Regions from separate parts of the Mus musculus genome. Here region 2 is linked to region 1. A link is a contact called in ENCODE Hi-C or POLR2A ChIA-PET data. All regions are on one chromosome and are shown on one strand. The core of a region is the stretch at or near the end of the contact, and the rest is flanking DNA. Distances in the headings are between cores, read along the strand shown. Region 1 overlaps 4930552P12Rik (RIKEN cDNA 4930552P12 gene). Region 2 holds the start of 4930552P12Rik (RIKEN cDNA 4930552P12 gene).

What was found. Hi-C counts contacts between places; a loop is a spot of excess contacts on that map. ChIA-PET counts read pairs that join two places held with the same protein, here RNA polymerase II (POLR2A).
Region 2: a loop to region 1 is called in a map of heart, with 2.1 times the contacts of the local background. The contact joins the promoter of 4930552P12Rik here to the enhancer-like site in region 1. A Hi-C loop is called at or near these places in 1 of 37 maps with a recorded cell type or tissue (heart). POLR2A ChIA-PET finds 5 or more read pairs at or near these places in 3 of 5 experiments (Patski and embryonic stem cell).

Annotation. Positions count from the first base shown.
Region 1 is chr19:55,639,124-55,645,471 of GRCm38, reverse strand. It overlaps 4930552P12Rik (RIKEN cDNA 4930552P12 gene), which reads left to right. Exons shown (of 4, transcript NR_045318.1): 3 at 1,871-2,044; 4 at 2,921-4,883. Among named protein-coding and RNA genes, the nearest start is that of Gm41871, 59 kb to the left of the region's middle. Within about 2 kb of position 1,666, at least 2 of the 3 ENCODE cell types and tissues checked have a DNase peak (open chromatin) inside an H3K27ac peak, as active enhancers do; they include heart, where a contact is called at or near this core.
Region 2 is chr19:55,700,439-55,706,350 of GRCm38, reverse strand. It overlaps 4930552P12Rik (RIKEN cDNA 4930552P12 gene), which reads left to right and starts at 4,147. Exons shown (of 4, transcript NR_045318.1): 1 at 4,147-4,223. It overlaps Gm41871 (a long non-coding RNA gene), which reads right to left and starts at 5,208. Exons shown (of 3, transcript XR_877940.2): 1 at 5,139-5,208; 2 at 4,618-4,738; 3 at 3,724-4,466.

The DNA of each region.
Region 1 (6,348 bases), core at 417-2,916:
ACAGGGCACAGGGGTTGGATTCAGACTTCCGGCCCTGACTCCCCGTCCTCCACCAGCCACAGGCGATCCTCCCTTCCCTCCCAACCTCCAGCCTCAGGCAGCTGCACTCTATCAGGATGCAATCTAAATGCAGTCTTAAAGACCTTGAAGGTGGGCCAATGGTGAGTTCAAGGCCAACCTGGGCTCCCGTCGTGATCCCCTGCTTTTGAAAAGAGGAAGGAGTGGGGAGATAGCTCAGCCAATAAAGCAAGAGGACTTGAGTATTGTAACCCCAAGCAAGAACTGACATAAAAAAGCCAAGCACGGCGGTCCACTTGTATTCCTGAGATGGCGGATCCCTGGGCTTGGTGGCAGGCAGCAAGCCTAGCTGAACTGTCGATTCCAGGTCAGTGAGAGATCTTGTCTCAAAAATCCAGGTAGAGGCTGGGGAGATGGCTCAGCCATTAAGAGCGCTGTTGCTCTTGCAGAGGATCCCAGATTCAGGTTCTAGCCCCCACACAGTACTTCACAACTATCCAGAACTTCAGTTGTAAGGGATCTTCTCACCCCCGCGGGTACCAGGCACACAGGCAAACCACTCAATCACAAAAAATAAGATAAACACACCTAAAACCCAAAACAAGGCAGAAGGTAGTTCAAAAGACAGCATTCATCTCTGACCTCCACAAACACAGGTATACTTATGTACCTGTACACACGTGAACACACACGTGTATGTGCAACACTCACACAAATACCAACTGCAAATATTTGCAGAGTTCGAAATTCCCCAAATTTTACTCGAGCATTATCTGTGGCTGGGAATTATCTACACATCCCCAAGGACGAAGCTGAGACAATCCTGGTTGCTCTGTGTCCCCAATACTCAGAAACTGCCTCCTGGCAAGCCATGCCGACTGCAGCTTTCCAAGACAAGGCCTCCCACTTTGCACACCAGCAAACTGAGGCTCAGAGCGAAAAGTCACTGAAGTGCTCCGTGTCAGGTGGCTGAAGCAGGACCAGAAGCCCAGACTGGTGAGGTAAAGGCGCCCCCAGCTAGCCTAGCTGTGATTCTGATTCATATGAGAAGAGCCCACTCATCCTGCCAGGGAACCAGGCAGATGGGGAACAGCACTCAAACGGGTCCTGAATGAGACAAAGTGGAGGTGTCACCCTTGTCTGTGGACCTCCCCTCCTTCCCAGGTTCCTGATGTCTTCCCTCCGGTAGCAGCTTTTCTGGAAGTGTTATTCACCTGGAGAGCCGACCCTGAGAATATTTGGAGTCAAGGAGTTACATGAGCATGCTGGCGTCCACACATCAGCCTGATGCCACGGGTCCCCTGCCAGCTTTGAGGTCCCATCTTTCCAGAGTCAACTGCATTCCGTGGGAGGATTGGGGGGGGGTGCACGTATGGGGGAGGGGGTGCGCGTGCGCGCATGGCCCTTTTTGTTTTGTTTTACTTGGGTTCGGTTCTGGAGATGGGAGTCAGGCCCAAAGGCTTGCACCAGCAGGCTTTTTACTGATGGAGCGGGCTCCTCAACCTTGGCGTTCCATTTTGCAGTAGAAACCTGACCCTGTTCTCAGTTAAGAGATGAAGACACAGAGGCATACCCACTGCCTGATTCCAATCTTGAAGCTTGTGCTTATGTCACCAACTGAGAAGGGACATACTGTCACAGCAGGGAGCTGAGAGTATGGGGGTGGGAGGGGAGCGCAGCCGAAGTTCCATTGTATCACAGCGGGGCGGGGGGGAGGGGGGGCGTGAGGCACGAGACCGATACTGGGACTCCCGAGATAGCCTTTCTATTCTTGGTTCTGCAATGAGCTTGCTGTGTGCCCTTGGGCAGATCAGTTCCTCTCTCTAACGCCCAGTTTCCTCATTTTCTACAGCCAAATGCAGAATCTTAATGGCTTTCCCTTTCGGTTCGACAAGCCCAGAGCTCTAGCCTGGGTGCGGGCTGTGTGTGAAGAAATAGGAGTCTTGGTTTCGTTTTGTAACCTGGGCCCCTCCAGTGCCTACCAGCTGGGGCTGGGAACAGGACCAACATTCATTGACAAATGAAGGTGAGTTTCAGAGAGGCAGCCTGGGCTGTCACAAAACTCTGACAGAAGAAGTGCAGTGCTGGGGAAACCCCAGGCTTCTGTAAGCCAAGGCTCTGATTGGTGCACAGCGTTTGCTCTTCCTTCAGACCAAGGCCTCCAGCCAGTTCCCAAGCCATTAGCTGCTGGTTTTGATCAATGGCAATAGCATAAACAACAAATAAGTCCATTCGCTGGCAATTTCAGTCATTTGTGGCATTTAATTAGCATAATTGACCCAAACTGGAACTTTTCCTTCCACCTGAATTTAAAAATACATCCCCACTAACCCTCAGTACATCTGAGAAAAATTTCTTCTTCTTTTTTTTTAATGAGGCTTTAACTAAAGCCCAATATCAAAACACTATATAATACTTTTATCTCATCGAAGACATTTGATGCTTATTAAAATATTACTGCTTTAAGGCTTATTTTTTTTTTTTTTTTTTTTTTTTGCCCAAGAGTGTGTGCAGAGCCTCACTCCTCAGATAATAACAAAGAAATCTTAAACATGAAAAACACACATGAAAGGTAATATGTTCCCCGTTAGTCTCAGTATCATTTCCCCAGGATTTATTACTTTCCAAATATAGCATTAGCTTAAAACTAAAAGGCCGTTTACAGTAATGGGACACTTGGTACTACTTTGGAGCATGTGGGCTCTCCCAGGGCCTTGTACAACGGCTTCATTAAGCGGGGAACTGTGGGGGAGAACGGCTGGGTTAAAAAAAAAAAAAAAGAATCCCAGCATGTCTCCTCCAAGGCCCCCCAGATAGGCCACCTACCCTGACCCAAGGCCCGTGTCTAACAAGCTCTTAATTCCGCTTTCAGAACTGCTCTTTCACGCGTTGTTTCTTCCAGAGATGAAAACATTTTCGAAGCTGACAGGCCATCAATTGGGTGCCACCCGGGAAGAGAAGCCATGGTCTGCAGCTCTGCTTCCTGGCCCCACCACCAGGAGAATATGGGACTGCCAGCCACACCCAATGGGCCGCCCTAGGTTTGGGAGGTCTCTTTTTATCCTGAGAGAAGGCTTGGGAGCAGTTACGAAAGCGACGAGCCTACCGGCTTGGACACGGAGCAGCGATTGCTTGGCTTGTTGGGTATGGCTGAGGCCTGTATACAGTTGGATGACCTAAGTTATGGAAGGACAGAGTAGTCATGTACACAGAAGGGCCCTCTTGAGTGGCAGCTAGGGCCACTGTAATTTTGTCCCATGGGGTAGCCTGGGTCAAGCTCTCACTGGAAACTGCCAGTCAGCCGAGGGACCCTGAGGAGACTCACATTATCTGTTTGCTGTTTAGGTCCAGCAGTGAAGGCCCCTACTGATTTGGGGAACCAGCCTCCTGGCGCTTCCTAAATGCCCTGTTTTGAGAAGTTCCACAGAGTGAGGGTGTAAGTGTCTGGCCTGAAGGGAGAGACATGCTCCCCCTGGGTTCCAATCCCCATCATACCTTAGCTGTCAGCAGGGAGGGGAGGTTCCAGAGGCTACAGGAGGCTGTAGCAGAGAAACAAAGGCTTACATTACTACTCCAGGTTTGCTGTTCTCCCCGGAGGCAGATGGCACTGTGTGTTGGGTGGGGATCACTTCACCAGGCCTGCCTTTGCCCCAAGGGGCAGTTTCTTGGATAGGATAGGGATAGTGTCATTAAGCCCATTTGAGGAAGCAAGCAACCAACCGTTACCAGCTTTGGACTTCACTGACCATGTTCAGTTACTGTTGGACACTCTTTTCCTTCAGGCACAAATGGGTAATTTCTCATGTTCCTGCCTCTGTGACTGGGGCCAAGCAGGCATGTCTCCTTTGTTCAGTTCACTGCTCCCACCTCTGGAATCGTCCCTGCTGTCCAGGTTCTCTGGCCAGGTGTCACATGGCTTTACTCTGTCGGCAGTCCTCATGAGATCGATGACTCCTGGCGATCCACGTGTGAATGACTTGTAGGAAGGGCGCCGGAGTGAGCTGAGGTTGACAGAGAGCCACCTGCAGAGGCTCCAGCAGCTATGTGAGTGTATGGCTGGACAGTGTCACTTGTGAGATGCTCACAGTCCTGTGGTGTCAACTAGATCAAAGTCTCTCATAAGATAGAAGATGGAATCTGCCCTTGGTCACAACGCTTGATTCAGAACCCTGGCTTTTTATAGGGCTACTCTTTCCTCCGGTGATGAAGGTTAACATCCTGGAACATCCATGGCACAGATGCGGGCTAAGTCCTCTACCCTAGAAGATCTACAGTGCAGCCCTGGGCAGGATTCCTCCAAGGCTCACACAGTTTAAATGTTTCAGACTGGGATCATTGCAAAAGGAATTTTTCGCCTACAGAAGAGAGAGGCAAGGAAGGAAAGCTATGCCCAAGGTCTAGAAACAGGGCAGTAGCCCTGAGTTTGGAAAGCCGCTCCCACCTGGTCCAACTCTCTCTTAGCTCAACCAGTTGTCCGTGTGAAGATTAGGTTGCTGGTTTTGGCTTTTTTTTTTTTTTCCTTTTTTCTTTTTTGTCAACTTGATACAAGCTAAGAAGAAAGGCAATGGCCCCTGAGAACATGACTCCGTCAGATTGGCTTGTAGGCAAGTTCACAGGGGAGGGGGGGTCAGTTCCTTGATTAATGATCTATATGGAAGGCGCCCGAACCATTGTTGAGTGGTGCCACCCTGGGCAGATGGCCCCGGACTGTCTAAGAAAGCAGGCTCATCAAGCCACAACAAACTAGCCAGTGAGCCCCGTAAACAGAATTCTTCTGCAGTTCTTGCTCCAGTTCCTGCCTCGAGTTCCTGCCTTGGCTTCCCTGACTGATGGACTCTCAGCCAAATAAACACTCTGCTATGATAATAGCTCTTGGTCATGATATTATCACAGCAGTAAAAAGCGAGTGACTAAAGTGAGGCCCAGGGGATTATGGGAGCCTGTGAACTGGAATTGGAGAGCCCTAGAGGAGGCGAAACAGCTTGGGGGAGGGGGGGGCGGGCAGTGGGAGGAGCAGAAGCAGTTTCCGGGAAACAGTGGGAGGAGCCTGCAGGGGAGGAGCCTGTAGGGGACCAAGGAGACTGCAAACTTAACTGGCAAAAGTAGACAGCATCCCCAAGCCCTTTGACCACGGATGAGAGCTTTCGATGATTCATTGTGGAAGAGAGTTCTGAGGAGGTAAGAGAGCCAGGCTCAGTGACCTGTGTTTGCTAGGAGCATAGGGAGAAAGTGGTGGCTTCCTGACACATGTGTGTCAGCGCTGGCATAAAGTGTGCATAAAGGACAGTAACGTGTTACCTCTGCTACCCTTGCCACGCCTGGACACTCTTGCTCACGCAGACTCACCTGGTGTTGATACCGTAGACTCTGGGATCTGTTCTCTGGGACCCATCGACTGTCAAGGCATCATTGACACTGAGAAGGGAGGACTGGCCTGGCTCCATCACCATGGGGCCAGACCAGACACAGCAGAATGGCAAAGGTCCACAGGTCCTCTGAGGAGGAGACTCTAGTCTCTGTCATTTCAAAGAGCCCCTCTGTACAGGACTGAAGACGCTACACTCTCCTTAAGTCATGCTAATTCCAACTGTGTACGAATAAGGATATCAAGGGAGCGTGACCATGCCGGATGGGAGCAGAGGTTCCACAGACAGTGTAGGTCAAGGCATAAGATAGTAAAACCCAGAGGCGATGACTTTAGATGGCAACATGGGCTTTGAAATATTCGTAAGGTGGTTAGGGTGGGTAGGTGGCCGTGGTGGGTATGCACAAGGCTGAAGGAGCTCAGATGGAACAGGAGGCCCTAAATCTAGATCCCACCAGGACCCTTTCTAGCCCGGCCAGCCTTGAACCAAGGGTCTTGGGCAGCCGGTGGCAGGATCAGTCTTCCCAGATTTACACAGGATGTCCTCCTCCACACTTCTGTGGACTCTGGTCTACCAGTGTGAAGGCCTTGCTGTTTTTTGCACGTGCCCTACATCAAATATACCCCCTCCTCACCAGGGAGAAAAGCCCAGCCACTGCGTTGTAGGCTCAGGGGACATTTGATTGTCTAGAAGACATCAAACAGCCCAGGTCTCCCTTGTAAAAGTTTTACAAGAAAATCATTGAAGATCGGCTGAGCAGGCTTCTGCTGCTCCTCCTTAGACTCCAGCGCTGAGCTGATGGCTGCATCTCCACACTCTAGTGCTGGCCTGCAAGAGCGTGCAGAGGCAGGAACCTTAGCCCCTGGATCGTTAGGATTGCAGACCACGGCTGTGGGATCTAGTGAGTTGGACATATTTTATTTAACCAGCTTAGTAAAAGGTAATATTCAGCAGCTGTGATCTA
Region 2 (5,912 bases), core at 2,898-5,397, 58 kb before region 1:
AACCTGCATGCTGTGGCCTTAGAGGGCCACGGGAGAAGAGTTAAAACAGAGGGTGGCAATGGGTGTTGGGAGACGATGGCAGGGACTATTTGTTGGTGAGGAGTGACATTAAAGATATCAGTGGCCCAAGGAGAAACTCTCAGAGTCTCCCTCACCTTCTCATATATAGAGTGTGGGCTCACATGTACACCAGTGCACATGCGGAAATCAGAGGACAGCACTCAGAATCCACTCTGTTCTGTCACGTGGGTCCCATGGATCAAACTCAGGTCATTAGGCTTGACGGCCAAGACCTTGAACCATCAAGAAATCTTGTTGACCCTTAGACCAGACCTTTTCAAAGATCCTAGGCAGTTATGATGATGCACACCTTTAATCTCAGCACTCAGGAAACAGAGGCAGGCATATCTCTTCAGTTTGAGGCCAGCATGGTCTATAGAGTGAGTTCCAGAACAGCCAGAGATACACAGAGAAACCCTATCTTGAAAAACAAAACAAAACAAACAAAACAAAAAAATGTGTGCACCTGTATACACACACACACACACACACACACACACACACACACACACACACACACACACACACACACATCCCCAGTGGTAGAGAGGAGAGAAGATGGACCCCTGAGGCTCTGCCTATGGACAAAGCTGTAACATTTTACACAAGAAACAAGAAACAAGGACGGAACCAAGCTATCATACTGTTTGGAGTCTAGTCATTCCATGGCTGCGTGGTGTGGCTTCTCTTTGTCAGGTGTGCAGTCTAGCCCACTCACTAAATGTCATTGAGTTGGAGACTCCTATGCTTTCCAGATGTTTTGCAATGATTGAAACAGGCCAGTGTAGACCATAGTGGGTTTTCTTGTCTATATATTCTGCTGAGCCCTATAACAGCCTGGTGAGTCAGACATGGGGAGTTTATTACTACAGATCCATATAGCAGACAGAAGATCAACCTCCAAGCAGGGCATGGTGGTGCACACTTGTCTCTTAATTTTTTAATAATGTACATTTTTTTTTAAAAAGAACTTTACTGGGCATTTCAATCATATCCACTCCAAACTTCGTATCACAGTCCTCTTCCTCTTCCTCTCCCCCCTCCACTTTTTCGCCTTCTACACCCCACCAAGCCCAGCTTGTGCTGCCCATAGAGTTGTAGGTGTGAGGCATCAACTGGTGCATGGTTGGCCACTTAGGGCCACACTCTTAAAGAAAAGCGACTCTTTCTCCCCCCAGAAGCCATTATCTGTCAATAGTCCCTCAACTAGTGGTGTCCAAACCCCTCTCTCCTCCACGCTGGAACGTTGTCTCACTTGATATTGGGCGGGTCTCATACAGGCAGCCACAGCTTGGGTGTGTGACACCAATGGTCCTGTCATGTCCAGAAGACACAGTTGCTTCCCCTGACCTCTGGCTCCAGCCCTTTATTTCTTCAATGGTCTCTGAGTCTTGTGGGGTGGGGCAGGGTTGTTTGTCTGAGGTCACATTTGTACAAGGTCCTGGTAAGGATGGGAGAAGCCCAAGTAGGGTTTAAACTCTTCCTTCCTATGCCACCAGAGACCCCTCTCCCAGATCTTGCAAGTGTGATGTGTAATCTGGTGACAAAGAGTGGGGGTCAGCACTGGGCCCCAGGCTTCCTGATGATTGGATTTGGTGGATGAAGCTCAGTCTTTGCTTCAGGAAAGATAGCGGCCGCAGGGGATACGGTGACCTCATGCTCACAGGTGTGACTTAGCTGCCCAAGGTACCTCCATTTGGGCCACATTCATTTTTTTTTTTTTAAATCCAGTCTCTTTATTTGAAAGCCTAAATCCAGAAGCTAGAACAATGAATCAGCAGAAGTAGCAAGTCCACAAAAGCCACACGGGAGGGAAAGGAACTAAGGACACAGACCTTCCCCAGGCCACCCAAGCCTCTTTTGAAGTGTACAGAATAACAAAATATCCAAAACAAAACAAAACACATGCACAAAACCCAACAGAAGCCAGAGTCTGTGTTTCTCGGGGCTCCTTAGCCAATGGTGTCGCTGAGAGGTTTAAATGGCACTATTTGTTTAAGAGCTAAGCTGGTGCTCTTCTGTGTCTTTCACCGGGAACAAAGCACAGCCCTGGCCTAGGCCACGGGGACAGCCATTAGCGGGAGAAGGAGGGAAGGCGTGTGGGCCAACCTTTCAGTGTGCAAAGGGTCTTGCTTTGTTTCCTCCTTCTCTCAAAGTAATTTCTTCTTGGCAAAGCTGCAGGGTTGAGATATGACTAGATTATATCCAAATTAGAGAGAGAGAGAGAGAGAGAGAGAGAGAGAGAGAGAGAGAGAGAGAGAGGTGAAATCTGCGGGAAGCAATGAACAATGAACAGATGTGCCGTGGCCCTTTGACCTCCTCACCCTGATGACTCCTCTGTCACTGTCCTCACCCGTTCTCACCTGTGATTGCAGATTGGTACTCTGAGCTCAGGCTGAGGTACTTTGAGGTACTTCCAGGTGGAAGGACTCTCAGAATGAGCCAGGCAACACCACCCTTGTGTTGTTTGAATGAACAGGTGACAGGCCCACAGAGCTCCCCTAGGGACCCTATAAAGCTCTCACCCCGAGTTGATAGAAACGTCCACATGGACACAGAGCTGACCCTCCCACCAGCTTTTAGTCCCAGGTTGGCTGCTTCCAAATAGTGGACTAACACAAGTCCCATGAGTAATGTGAGTTTCAGCTTCCTCAATGTGAACTAATAGGAAACTCTCTACCTTCTGGGTTGAGTGTGGGATGGGGTGGGGTTCCCAGAAGTCAGACTATGGTAGTAGTGGGATTCACAAGCTTTTTGATCACAGTATCCCTGCCACTTGTAAAAATTATGGAGCATACCAAAGATGCCAGAAAATTCTATAAAGTGTGTCTCATTGACTACCAGATATCATAGATCCTATGAAAAAGTCCATTTATATTTAAGGTACAAGTGGAGTCTTTGCATACCATGAGTAAAGTCATGGGTTCAATCCATAGGTGTGTGTGTGTGTGTGTGTGTGTGTGTGTGTGTGTGTGTGTATGGTAGAGAGAGAGAGAGAGAACATTTCTCAATATGAAGTATTGAGAAAAGGGTTAACTCCATAGGCCCCTGGCCATTGGAAACCCAGCATCAGTGCATTCAAAACCATTACATAATTCCCTGTCCGTCCATGCTACCAAAAGCAGTGTATAGTGTCCAGAGAGTCGGCTTTCTTTTTTAAGAAATATTTTAAAAAATTTTATGTACATGTACACTGTGTGTGCACATCTTCATTTGTGTGTACACCCGTGAAGATGCTCTCAGAGGTCGGCACAGGATGTCAGATCTTCTGAAACTTTATACGCAGTTGTGGACCATTCATTGTGGGTGCCAGGAACTGAAACTAGATTGGTACTTCTGACTGTGTCATGGGACTGGTGTTTGGACTTTGCGATCTTGAAGTTGATGGATAAATGCCAGGAAGAGAGGATCTGAGGCAGGAATGCCACCAGAGAGGGCAAGTGGAGGTACCAGTGATCAGGACTGGCCAGACTCCCGTTCACGTTCCTATAGCTGCTTTGCACATTGAATCCTGCTGTTGGAAAGCACATGGGGCCACGTGCAGGAGGGAGGGAAGATAGGTGGCCGGCCACCAGGAGTGGAGGGCTTCTGGGATACTCCAGCGACCTGGACCCAAGAACAAAGACTTTTATCCCCAATTCTTTGTGAGACAACTTTGAAAGGACACCTTTGATTCCAGAGTGGCTGTGTGGGTTGAGTGAACTCTTGCCTCCTTAACAAGAAGGCAAAAAACTGGGTGAAGGAAAGGACACTATTAGCCAGCATGAGTTAACGGGAAGGGTTCTGTCTATTTGCCAAATGTAACCACTTTCTTTGTCTTTGGGAAGTTTTACTGAGTCGGTACACTTAGTGCTGCTTCCAAGAAGGCTTTGAGTTTCTCTTAGTCTTTCCTGATGCTTTGTCCCCTGTATAACCTCGTTGACTGAAGTCTGGGGAAGACAAAAGCTGCTGCACACCTCATTGACTGAAGTCTGGGGAAGACAAACGCTGCTGCACACTTTATTGACTGAAGTCTGGGGAAGACAAAAGCTGCTGCACACCTCATTGTCTAAAGTCTGGGGAAGAGAAAAGCTGTTGCACAGCCTTATTGACTTCGGTCCAGGGAAGAGACCTGGCTCACTGCCTTCTTTCCTCATCCATAGGCTGGCTCCAAGACCTATGTGGTGAGTCAAGGCCATGGGTCTGCCTTTGGGCTTCTTTTGCTTCCACCTGTTCCTCTGGTTTCTTCTTCCTGAACCTCAGGTTGACATCTGTCAGAAAATTTGGTAGCCACCAAAGTCAGGGCCCACCTAGTCTGTCTTAACAACAGCGAACAACTCCATCCTCCTCAGCTGCGGTGTTGTCAACAGCAAAGGGAAGGCTGGACCTGAAGTCTCTGGACGTTAGACGCTGGGTGGAGACGGGAGCTGTGAGCATCGGAGGACATCAGTAAGCAAGCAGCATCCTTCCAAAGACCAAGGGCGAGGGCAGGATGAGATGCTCAAACTAGCACCTCATCTACACGCGGCTGTATCTTTACTGATCTAAGAGGACCGCAACGTCATGAGCAATACTTACTTATTTTAGGCTTTGCAGGCCTTGGGATCGCCACTGAGCAATTCCACTACTGTAGTAGGGAAGGCAGTGCGGACAGTAAGTCAGTCATTCCATGGGGAATGTGCTCCAGTCAAACTCGGGGCTGTATTTCAAAAACGGGGGTCAGAAGAACGTGGCGCACAGGCAGGCATCACGTGCCACCCCACCCCCACAACAAGCACTGTCAGGCAACAGCTCTGTGAAGGCAGTTTGCCTCAGGTCAATAATGAAGTAAACTGCCCAGGGCTGGGAAAGCAACTTGGGCGAGGTTACAAATCAGAATGGAGACCCCAAGTGGACTGAGTTCTAAAACGAATGTTGCAGGTCCTAATTTGTCTCCGTGACTTGATTTGCCATGAATCTGAGAACACACTTAGTTCCGGAACACTTAGCAGAGGGATCTTTGACACCCAGGATGAGATTTGAGGGTCCCACCCTCTTCCTGGGACACCCCAGAGAAGCCAGATGTCATCGGCTGTTGCCACCTACACTCCAGATCTTACCAAGAGGGAGGTGGTCACAGCTCCCACGCTGCCAGGATGACTGGGCAAGAAGCAGGGTTTGGCCAACAGCTTCCTGGCGCCCAGTTAAACTTTTGACTTTCCAAATTAGAGAAGTTGAAAGTTCTTCTGGGTACTTTTTTTTTTTAAGGGAAACATGTTGTATTGTTAATTATTTACCAGAAATGGCTCTCCTCTCTCCTGTCCTAACCAGAGTTATGTTCCCTTCAGTTTTCCGCCTCCCAGTCGTTTAACACTGAATGCAGAACTAACTGTTAGGGGTTTCTCCTCTCAGACTAAGGAAGGGTGCACTTGCCGAAGGACAGGGCTGGTGGAAAGGGCTATGTCCTCTCTCCAGAGTTGCTTTCTCTCAGCTGCCTTGAGTCTGATCTGTGGTTTAGCCACCCAGTTCCTCCCGCTGAGTTCCTCTCTTATCTGAGGTATTTTATGGACTCTCTCCACAGAAGCTGCTTGCGTGGGGGTGGGGAGGGCTCCCGATCCCATTGTCACCGAGGTTAAACATTAAAATGATCAGGTTTCCTCCCCACCCCAACCCTGTCACCTTTAAACCCCCTTTTGGGCACACCTCCCCGGCTGAGGCAGAAGGTGCTAATGGCCTGATTTACACCTGTGTAAAGTCAGGAGCAGCGCTAAGGAGCCTGAGAGTAAAGGCCAGGGAGTTGAGGCCACCAGGGAGACCTACACACAACAACTCCCTGGACAGAGGCATCCAACACAACTCTAATCAACTCTAACCGCAGCAAACACTGCTGTAAG